Regions from separate parts of the Homo sapiens genome. Here region 2 is linked to region 1. A link is an interaction called in ENCODE POLR2A ChIA-PET data of the cell type or tissue named here. Cell type or tissue: Caco-2. All regions are shown on one strand. Links, peaks and the distances in the headings refer to the core of each region. The heading gives the core; the rest is flanking DNA. Region 1 overlaps SH2D3A (SH2 domain containing 3A). Region 2 has its middle 69 kb from the start of ACSBG2.

Region 1 (5,373 bases), core at 295-5,294:
TGGCCTTCCAAAGTGCTGGGATTACAGGCCTGAGCCACTGTGCCTGGCCTTCCCTTCCTGTGTTTTAATTTTCATCTTGAAGCAAACAAAATTGCCTTATTTTTGTGGTTCATGGTTTGTTGTCCTCTCGTGGACTGTTGGCTCCCATCGGGCAGGGATCTTTGTCTCTTTCTGGTTTGTTGATGTATCCTAGCACTCCGTGCAGGGCCTGGGATGCAGGGACGGCTCATGTTGAATGGGGTTGGGAGAAGGATGGGAAAAAAGGGGCATGAGGGGGCATTCAGGTGAGTCCTCCTTTAGGTAAGACCGTCAGACTCAACTGCTTTGAGGAACTTACCCTGGATGGAGAGGAGCCACTCAGGAAAAAATTAGGGGAATGAGAATGTTCCCGTCACTGGTGGAAATGTAAAATGCAAAGGCCCCGAGGCGGGAATAAAAGCCTGAGGGTTCGAACAACTGCAAGGAGGGCTGTGTGACCAGCATGAGGAGGGTACGTAGCAGAAGTTGTTAGCAAGGTAAGCTGTGGTCAGAACAGGTACAGCTCCTTGGAATAATTGTAAACACTTTTTTTTTTTTTTGAGATGGAGTTTTGTTCTGTCACCCAGTCTGGAGTGCGGTAGCGCCATCTCGGCTCACTGCAACCTCCACCTCCCAGGTTCAAGCGATTCTCCTGCCGCAGCCTCCAGAGTAGCTGGGATTACAGGTGCGTGCCACCACGCTCGGCTAATTTTGTGTTTTTAGTGGAGATGGGGTTTCACCATGTTGGCAAGGCTGGTCTCGAATTCCTGACCTCAAGTGATCCACCGGCCTCGGCCTCCCAAAGTGCTGGGATTACAGGCATGAGCCACCGCGCTCAGCCTTGTAAACACACATTTTAAGCACCCACAAAGTCCCTGCATGTTTTAAGTCATCGTGATTGTCATCATTTTCTAAAGCAAGAAATTGAGGCTCGAAGAGGTGCCTGCACCTGACCAAGATCTCTTAGGTGGTGAGTGGCAGAGCCAATCCCTGAGCCACAGGCCATTCTAGCAGACACTTACCCATCCCAGCGGGGTCTTCTCTTGACCGCCCCATATGTGCCAAATCTGCAGGCTGACTGTTGCTCCACTTCCTTGCCCTGGGGGACAGAAGTGGGAGAAACCTGTAGTCCCCACCTAAGCAGTGTCCCCCACCAATATCTGCAAAACCCTGTGTCCAGTTACTCTGTACCAGTGAGTCTCAACCAATCAAGGTGACCTACGTCCAGGGGACTCTTAGCAACGTGTGGAGACATCTTTAGTTGTCACAACTAGTAGCATCTAGTTGGATGGAGCTCAGGAATGCTGCTCAGCACCCTATGATGCACAGGACATCTCCACCTCCTCCCCCACAACTAAGAATGTTCGGGCCTCAAAAGTCAACCAAGGCCGGGTGCGGTGGCTCACACCTGTAATCCCAGCACTATGGGAGGCTGAGGCGGGCGGTCACGTGAGGTCAAAAGTTCAAGACCAGCCAGGCCAACATGGTGAAACCCTGTCTCTACTAAAAATACAAAAAATTAGCCAGGCGTGGTGGCTCATGCCTGTAATCCCAGCACTTTGGGAGGCCGAGGCGGGTGGATCACTTGAGGTCAGGAGTTTGAGACCAGCCTGGCCAACATGGTGAAACCCCGTCTCTACTAAAAATACAAAAAATTAGCCAGGCATGGTGGTGCACGCCTGTAATCCCAGCTACTCGGGAAGCTGAGACAGGAGAATTGCTTGAACCCGGGAGGCGGAGGTTGCAGTGGGCTGAGATCGTGCCATTGCACTCCAGCCTGGGCAACAGAGTGAGACTTCGACTCCAGAGAAAAATAAAAAATAAAAAAGTAAAAAAATTAGCTGGGCGTGGTGGTGCACTCCTGTAATCCCAGCTACTCTGGAGGCTGAGGCAGGAGAATCGCTTGAACCTGAGAGGTGGAGGTTGCAGTGAGCTGAAATCATGCCACTGCACTCCAGCCTGGGCAACAGAGTGAGACTCAGTCAAAAAAAAAAAAAGTCAACCATTGAGTTGGAAAACCCTGCGAGTGTTGGGTGTTCTCAAGGAGGCAGGGAGACTGTGAGTACCTGAGAGGCTCTATCCGAGCTGGGCCATCCATCAGGGTGTCCTCGCTAAAGCTGCGTCGCAGAGGCCCCTGCCAAGTCACAGGCCTGGAGACCACAGCCCCTGTGGCCTGGGACAGTGGGCGCCTGCCTGTCATATAACTGTGAACCAGAGCCGGTATGCTGGGGAATTGCTCATCCTCCAGTTGAAAGAGGGCTGTGGGTCGGCCTGGCCGGGGACGCAGGGCCACACGGAACACCTCAAAATGGAGGGCTGAGCCCCGCCAGCGGCAGGAGATCACGGGGTTGCCCCCACGGGACCCAGAGGCGCGAACCAGGAAGTCGCCATTTTGCTGAAGAAGAGCTTCAGCCTTCTGTGGATGAAGTTCAGGGGGCAGGGGAATTAGGAATGAGTCCAGGGCAGTGGTTAATGGTAGCTCCCCCCACCATTGCCCCCACCACCCAAGAAAAGCTACCCCAGTGAAACTTCTGTGGCAGGCAAAGACGGGGAACTTTCACACCAAGTTCTGTCCCCCTTTCTCCTGGCACCTACGTAGACTACATTTCCCAGGTTCCCTTGCGGCTAGGGTTGTCATGTGATGAGAACTGGCCAATGGGATGTGGGGTAGAAGGGCTATGGGAAATATCCAGACCTGGCGCATAAAACCCTGCTGCACAATCTTATAGGTTGTGTCCCCTGTCTGTCAGCTGATATCCCCCAAAGCCCAGAGGGATGACAGAGCTACAAGATGCACTTGGCTCCCAACTGATTTATGGAGCTTTGCATCTCTGCTTCTCAACCACCTTGGACTATGACATTAACATGTTGACTGTGTTTAGCTGGTGATATCTTGGGAATGTTTGTTACAGCCACTAGCTGATGCTGACCAATGCAACATCTAATTTGGTAAATGCACTGTGCTTGTTATGCAAATGTGGCTTCAAGAGAAGCCATTAGCTGGATGCTTCCAGATTGGGGCCCCCTCTTTTATAAACATTTGCAAGCAGTCTTATGCCAGCTGTGGTGGCTGGTGTCAAAATAGGGTAGGAAGGGTGGGGCACAGTGGCTCACACCTGTAATCCCAGCACTTTGGGAGGCTGAGGTAGGCAGATCACTTGAGATCAGGAGTTTGAGACCAGCCTGGGCAACATGGCAAAACCCTGTCTCTACCAAAAAATATAAAAATTAGCTGAGCGTGGTGGTGTGCACCTGTCATTCCAGCTACTCAGGAGGCTGAGGTGGGAGAATCGCTTGAACCCAGGAGGCAGAGGTTGCAGTGAGCCGAGATGGAGCCATTGCACTCCAGCATGGGTGACAGAGTGAGATCATGTCTCAAAAACAAAAAAAAAACAAAAAAAAAAACAAAAAAAAGGCTTGGGGAGGCAGGTAGAAGGGCCAGGACCCCAGAGAGAGGCAAAGTAGAGCTGAACATGGGGTCTGGGGACTAAATAATAGATGTAGCAGACACACGTGTGTAGCCCTTACTATATGTCAAGCACTGCTTTAAATGTAAAGGGTGTTAACTCTTGTAATTCCTGTAACAAGGGTGGTAGGTATTATTATACCTTTTTTTGTTGTTGTTCTTTGGGACGGAGTTTCACTCTTGTTGCTCAGGCTGGAGTGCAATGGCACAATCTCGGCTCACTGCAACCTCTGCCTCCTGGGTTCAAGCGATTCTGCTGTCTCAGCCTCCCGAGTAGCTGGGATTACAGGTGCATGCCACCATGCCTGGCTACTTTTTTGTATTTTTAGTAGAGAGGGGGTTTCATCATATAGGTCAGGCTGGTCTCGAACTCCTGACTTCAGGTGATCTACCCACCTCGGCCTCCCAAAGTGCTAGGATTACAGGCATGAGTCACCATGCCCGGCCCATTTTTTTCTTCCGGCCTTTTTTTTTTTTTTTTTTTTTTGAGTCAAGGTCTCTCTCGATTGCCCAGGCTGAGTGCAGTGGAGCACTCATGGCTCACTCACAGCCTTGACCTCCTGGGCTTAAGCAATCCTCCCATCTCAGCCTCCTGAGTAGTTGGGACAACAGGTACATGCCACCCATGCCTGGATAATTTTCGCTTTTTTTTTTTTTTTTGTGTAGAGACAGAGTTCTGCTATGTTGCCCAGACTGGTTTGGAACTCCTGACCTCAAGTGATCCTCCTGCCTCAGCCTCCCAAAGTGCTGGGATTACAGGCATGAGCCAACATGCCTGGCCTGCTATCCCTATGTTAAAGATCGGGAGACTGAGGCCCAGAGAGGTCAAATGTCCTGCCCAAGGTCACATACAATATAAATTGTAGGGTTTGGATTTGAACCTAGGGTGTCTGGGTCTCAATTATGGGATTTTAACTATTAAGTTCTACTGCCTCTCATGATTTCATGAGATGCTCAGGGTCCCAGAATTTTTGGGGGTGACAACTGAGTTTCAGATGGAGGTGGGAGCCTCAGATTTATTTGTTTGTTTATTTATTTATGTTTTTGACAGAGTCTCGCTCTGTTACCCAGTCTGGAGTGCAGTGGCACAATTGTGGCTCACTACAACCTCTGCCTCCTGGGTTCAAGAGATTCTCCTGCCTCAGCCTCCCAAGTAGCTGAGACTACAGGCGCATACCACCATGTCTGGCTAATTTTTGTATTTTTATTAGAGATGGGGTTTCACAATGTTGGCCAGGCTGGTCTTGAACTCCTGACTTCAAGTGATCCGCCCACCTCGGCCTTTCAAACTGTTGGGATTACAGGCGTGAGCCACCATGCCTGGCTTGGGAGCCTCACATTTAGAGGGAAATACCAGGAGGTAGATGGAGTTCAGAGGGAGAGACGGCCAGAGCCAAGAGTAGTTTGGGGGCATTAGGACTCTCCTTAAGCTCCATCACCAATCTCATCATCCCAAAGAAAGTGATAATTTAAATATAGTGACAGTCCCCAGCCAGCCAACCTTCAAGACAGTCCCCAGCCCTCTGCCACCTGTCCCAATAGACCTTGGCACTAAGTCCCTCATCCAGGGACCCAGGAATCCTCAGCAAGGGTGGGAGAGGCTCCCCACCAGATGGTGCTGAGGTCCTGCTGTGGGTGGTACCTGGCGGGACAGGAGGCCGTGGTACCAAGGTTGGCCAGCAAGGTCTTCTCCATCCTGTGGCACCTGCATGGAGCTCTTGGGAACAGAGGGTGCCAGGGCTGAGCTCTGCACTTTCAACAGGCCTCAGTCTTCCACATCTGTAAAAGGGGAATAATTAGCCCTGCTTGAGTGTCTGGGTCAGCTCCTTTCATCCTCTTCTTAATTTTGGAGACAGCTCCATCAAATCTTTTTTTTTTTTTTTTTTTTT
Region 2 (5,373 bases), core at 310-5,309, 560 kb before region 1:
GTACCAGCGCCAACCCTCTGATGTTTGTTGAATTAATGAACACCCATTTTTCAGATCAGGAAAGGGGATAAGAGACCTCCTGTGACTTGTTCTGTCAATGTAATAAACAAGTAAATTATGCAATAGGTAAGACAGTGTTCAGTGATTCAGAGGAATCCAAAGCACGTAAAGGAGTAAACTGTTGAGGTGGGGGCAGAATTTAAAAGTATGGCGGCTAGCCAGGTGCAGTGCCTCACACCTGTAATCCCAGCACTTTGGGAGGCAGAGGAGGGCAGATCACTTGAGGTCAGGAGTTCGAGACCAGCCTCACCAATATGGTGAAACCCCGTCTCTACTAAAAATACAAAAATTAGCTGGGTATGGTAGTGCATGCCTGTAATCCCAGCTACTTGGGAGGCTGAGGCAGAAGAATCACTTGAACCCGGGAGCCAGAGGTTGCAGTGAGCCGAGATCACGCCACTGCACTCCAGCCTGGGCAACAGAGTGAGACTCTGTCTCAAAAAAAAAAGAAAGAAAGAAAGAAAAAGGTGGCTAAGGAGAGCCTCACTGAGAGAAAGTGATATTTCAACAAAGACTTCAATGAAGAGAAAAGATCTATGGGATGGTGTTCCAGGTCAAGGGGAGTTTGTGCAAAGGCCCTGAGGCAGGACAGTGCCTGCTGTGTTGAAGGAGCAGTGAGGAGGAGGCCCCTGTGGCTGGAGCAGAGTGAGGGAGGGAGGGGGTGGGGAAGGTTGAGAAGTGCCTGGTGGGCCTTGTGGGGGACTTGGCTTTTACCCGAGGGGAGGGGGAGTGGGAGCCATGGAGGCAGAGGAGGGATATGCCCTGACTCAGGTGCTCACGGCGCTCTCTGGCTACTGTGGGGAGGACAGACTGAGGGGAAAGAGACCAGCTGAGATTGAGATGATGATAGTTTGGACCAAGATGTAGCAGGAGAGAGGGTGAGAAGCGTTCGGATTCTGAAAGCAGAGCCCACAGAATTTGTTGGTGTCTCAGCAAAACCCGCTGAGAATGACCAAAGTTTTCTGGTCAGTGCCACTTGAAGGATGGAGCTGCTGTTGTCTGAGATTATGGTAGGTTGGAGTGGAGGGAGGAGATTTAGGGATGAGGGCTGTGGGTAACATCCCTCCCCTAGCTGGGCTGTTTGGGTTTGAGATGCGTGTTAGACGAGGAAATGAGGGGTGGGCAGTTGTATCCAAGAGTCTGGAGTGGTGGGGAGGGGCTCCACCTGGATCCGATGGACTCACCTGAGTGAATGGAACCAAGAGAGTTACACCATCTTAAATTGTCAAGTCGATCCATATGTCGGCACAGATAATCACAGTGCATAGGCAAAGCTTGAGCTACCAGGGCGTTCGCCCCAACATTTTATCTAATAAAAGTGAAACCAGGCTGGGCATGGTGGCTTATACCAGCCTGGACAACATAGTGAGACCGCCATCTCTAAAAAATATGAAAATTAGCCGGGCGTGGTGGTGCATGTGTAGTCCCAACTACTCAGAAGCCTGAGGCAGGAGGATTGCTTAAGCCAAGGAGGTCGAGGCTGCCATGAGCCATGAACGCACCATTGCACTCCAGCCTTGGGTGACAGAGCAAGACCTTGTCTCTCTTTTTTTTTTTTGAGATGGAGTCACGCTCTGTCACCCAGGCTGGAGTGCAGTGGTGCGCGGTCTCGGCTCACTGCAAGCTCCGCCTCCCGGGTTCACGCCATTCTCCTGCTTCAGCCTCCCGAGTAGCTGGGACTACAGACACCTGCCACCACGCCCGGCTAATTTTTTGTATTTTTCATAGAGATGGGGTTTCACCGTGTTAGCCAGGATGGTCTTGATCTCCTGACCTCATGATGCGCCCGCCTTGGCTTCCCAAAGTGCTGGGATTACAGGCGTGAGCCACTGTGTCCAGCCAAAACCCTGTCTCATTAAAAAAAAAAAAAAAAAGTGAAAACAACAACAAAAAAACCCAGCAGCCAGAGCCTACATAAGTATCAGCCAATACGGGGGATGATTAAATCATGTCATCTCTATACTAGATGATATTATGTTAGATTTGATATTGCAGAGAAATATTTAAAGACTGGGGAAAACAGTCAAGATGAATGGTTTTGTGAACAAAGGCAGGTCTTGATAACGTACATGTAGTATTGCCCTGGCTCTGTAAAGTATGCATGCTTAAAAATGTCAGGAAGGTATTTTGTTTGTATTTTTTTTTTTTTTTCCGGGATTTCTCAATCTCAGGGCCGTTGTCCTTAGGGGCCGAATCATTCTTTGTGGTGGAGAATGTCCTGTGAGTATCTAGTTTCCATCAATGCCAGTGGCGTTTCATTCCCCGAGCTATGACAACCCCAAATGTCTCCAAGTATTTCCAAATGTCCCCTGAGGAACAGAGTCACCCCCTGGCTGAGAGCCCCAGTTCTAGATGAAAGTGTGGTTGCTTGTCATGAGGGGGATGGGTTATTTTATCAGAGAAAACAACAGAAGAAACAGGACAAGAGAGGTGTCTGTAATCCCAGTGCTTTGGGAGGCCAAGGCGAGTGGATCGCTTGAACCCAGGAGTACAAGACCAGCCTGGGTGACATAGTGAGATCCCATCTCTACAAAAAAATTAAAAATTAAAAAATTAGCCAGGGGTGGTGGTGTACACCTGTAGTCCCAGCTACTTGGGGGACTGAGGCGGGAGGATTGCTGGGGCTGGGGGAGGTTGAGACTGCAGTGAGCCATGATTGCGCTATTGCATTCCAGCCTGGGCAACAGAGCAAGACCTTGTTTCAGAAAAAAAAAAAAAAAAAAAAAAAGAAGAAGAAGAAAGAAAAAGAAGAAACAGGCGACAGAGAAAAGGGAGCCAAAGGTTCTCAGCCTGAGGCTCCCGGGCAGGTGGGGCGGGGATGGCTGAGCCTCCTAGTGCCTCACGAGGACCTCCCTCCCCTAGCTGGGCCTGGAGCGCTTCCACAGCGTGGGAATCATGGGTCTCAACTCAGAAGAGTGGGTCATCGCCAGCATTGGTGCCATCATGGCAGGGTAAAGGGCACGCGGCCTCTCCCCGGAGTGTTTTGCGGGCAGGAAGCCACCAGCCCACCTTCTATGGGATCCCAAGGAAGAGTCCTCAGGACAGGGAGCTGACAAGAGCTCCCACTTAAGTCTACGCTTAGTGGGATTTTTCAATGGCCCAGTCCTGAGCATGCTCAGCTCACCTTTCCAGACAGTCTCTATCTAGTGAACTCATATACATCCTGTGAATCCCCGCATTCATGTCCCCTCTTCCAGAAAGCCCTCCCCACTTCTTGAGGCTCTCCAGCACTGAGCCCTCTCTCCACCCATCCAGAACATTGGGGAACCCCTTGAGAGCAAGATCCAAGCCTGAACTGTCCCTGAATTCCACCTCCCAACAGGGTATGTTGTGAGTGTCAGGTACTGGGGATTCCCAGGAACCTTGCACTCACCCAGCAGGGAGTAGCTGGGATTACAGGCATGCGCCACCAGATCCGGCTAATTTTTTTTGCATTTTTAGTAGAGACAGGGTATCATCATGTTGTCCAGGCTGGTCTCGAACTCCTGGCCTCAAGTGATCCGCCCGCTTCAGCCTCCCAAAGTGCTAGGATTACAGGCATGAGCCACCACGCCTGGCTGATATCAATTTTAAATAATAATATGCTAAGAGCTCTAATGGAAAAAGCAGACAGAACTTACAACAGGTGGGTTCTTGTAAGCAGAGATGGAAACTCTAAGAAATCAAAAGGAAATGTTGGTCATCAAAAACACTGACATAAAAAAAGCATGCTTCCAATGGGCTCGGCAGTGGACTGAATACAGCCAAGGAAATCTTGAGTGAGCCTGAAGCTAGGTCAATAGAAACATCCCATGCTGAAAATCTTAAAGAAAAAAAGAGGCCAGGCACGGTGGCTCATGCCTATAGTCCCAGCACTTTAGGAGGCTGAGTGGGGAGGACTGCCTGAGCCCAGGCACTCAAGGCCAGCCTGAGAAACTTAGCAAGACCTTGCCTCTATTTAAAAAAAAAAAATTAATTAAGAAGAAAAAAGAAAAGACAAAAACACAATGAAATGAAATGAACAAATGGAAAAGAACCGCGGGACAATACAGAAAGTGTAACATACACATAATGAGAGTTGGTTACAGATCTGAGGCCGAGGCCGGTGGATCACCTGAGGTCAGGAGTTTGAGACCAGCCTGGCCAACATGGTGAAACCCTGTCTCTACTGAAAATACAAAAATAGCCAGGCATGGTGGCAGACACCTGTAATCCCAGCTACTTGGGAGGCTGAGGCAAGAGAGTCACCTGAACCTGGGAGGCGGAGGATGCAGTGAGCCGAGACCGCACGACTGCACTCCAGCCTGGGCAACAAGAGCGAAACTCCATGTGAAAAAAAAGAGAAAGAAAGAAAAAAGAAAAAATCACTGAGAATTCTCCAGGAACTCACAAGTATCAACAAGGAGACGTTTAAAAAAAATTAAGGCCAGGTGCAGTGGCTCACTCCTGTAATCCCAGCACTTTGGGAGGCCAAGGTGGGAGGATCGCTTGAGCCCAGAAGTTCAACACCAGCCTGGGCAACATATCGAGACCTCATCTTTACAAAAATTAAAAAACAAACAAACAAAATTAGCTGAGCCTGATGGCATGTGCTTGTGGCCCCAGCTACTCTGGAAGCCATCGTGGGAGGATTGCTTGAGCCTGGGAGGGTGAGGCTGCAGTGAGCCGTGATAGCGCCACCCCATGCCAGCCTGGGTGACAGAATGAGACCCCGCCTCAAAAAACAAAACAAATGGGCAGGGTGCGGTGGCTCACGCCTGTAATCCCAGCACTTTGGGAGGCCAAAGCGGGCAGATCACCTGAGGTCAGGAGTTCAGAACCAGCCTGGCCAACATGGTGAAAGCCCCTCTCTAAAAAAATACAAAAATTAGTCGGGCATGATGGCGGGTGCCTGTAATCCCAGATATTTGGGAGGCTGAAGTGGCAGAATCACTTGAATCCAGAAGGCAGAGGTTGTAGTGAGCCAAGATTGTGCCATTACACTCCAGCCTGGGTGACAGAGCGAGACTCCGTCTAAAACAAAAACAAATTAAAATTAAAACGTCAGAACAACAGATAAAAATATTCTGAAACATAAGCGGATTCATTTATATGAAGAAAAAAGCATGCAAGAATATCTGGGAAAATTCTGAAGCAGAATTATAAAGGGAAACTACCACTACCAGACTTTTTTTTTTTTTCAGACGGAGTTTCACTCTTGTTGCCCAGGCTGGAGTGCAATGGCTTGATCTCGGCTCAACGCAACCTCCACCTCCCGGGTTCAAGCGATTCTCCTACCTCAGCCTCCCGAGTAGCTGGGATTACAGGTATGCGCCACCACACCCGGCTAATTTT

The links. Peaks named below come from ENCODE experiments on the same cell type or tissue, not always from the same donor. Only the 100,000 strongest peaks of a DNase experiment are listed, where the experiment ranks them.
Region 2: POLR2A ChIA-PET joins it to region 1 with 7 read pairs; 3 of 35 experiments call an interaction of 5 or more read pairs at or near these places.

The regions. Positions count from the first base shown.
Region 1 is chr19:6,758,554-6,763,926 of GRCh38, forward strand. SH2D3A (SH2 domain containing 3A) reads right to left here. Exons shown (of 10, transcript NM_005490.3): 2 at 5,127-5,263; 3 at 2,085-2,434; 4 at 1,041-1,117. The coding sequence starts at 5,195. Among named protein-coding and RNA genes, the nearest start is that of SH2D3A, 6.2 kb to the right of the region's middle. RefSeq lists an enhancer at 2,277-2,777. In Caco-2, for the core only: no CTCF peak of the experiment used is centred there; a DNase peak (open chromatin) is centred at 2,664.
Region 2 is chr19:6,202,107-6,207,479 of GRCh38, forward strand. No RefSeq gene overlaps it. Among named protein-coding and RNA genes, the nearest start is that of ACSBG2, 69 kb to the left of the region's middle. RefSeq lists enhancers at 1,901-1,950, 1,971-2,020. In Caco-2, for the core only: no CTCF peak of the experiment used is centred there; no DNase peak of the experiment used is centred there.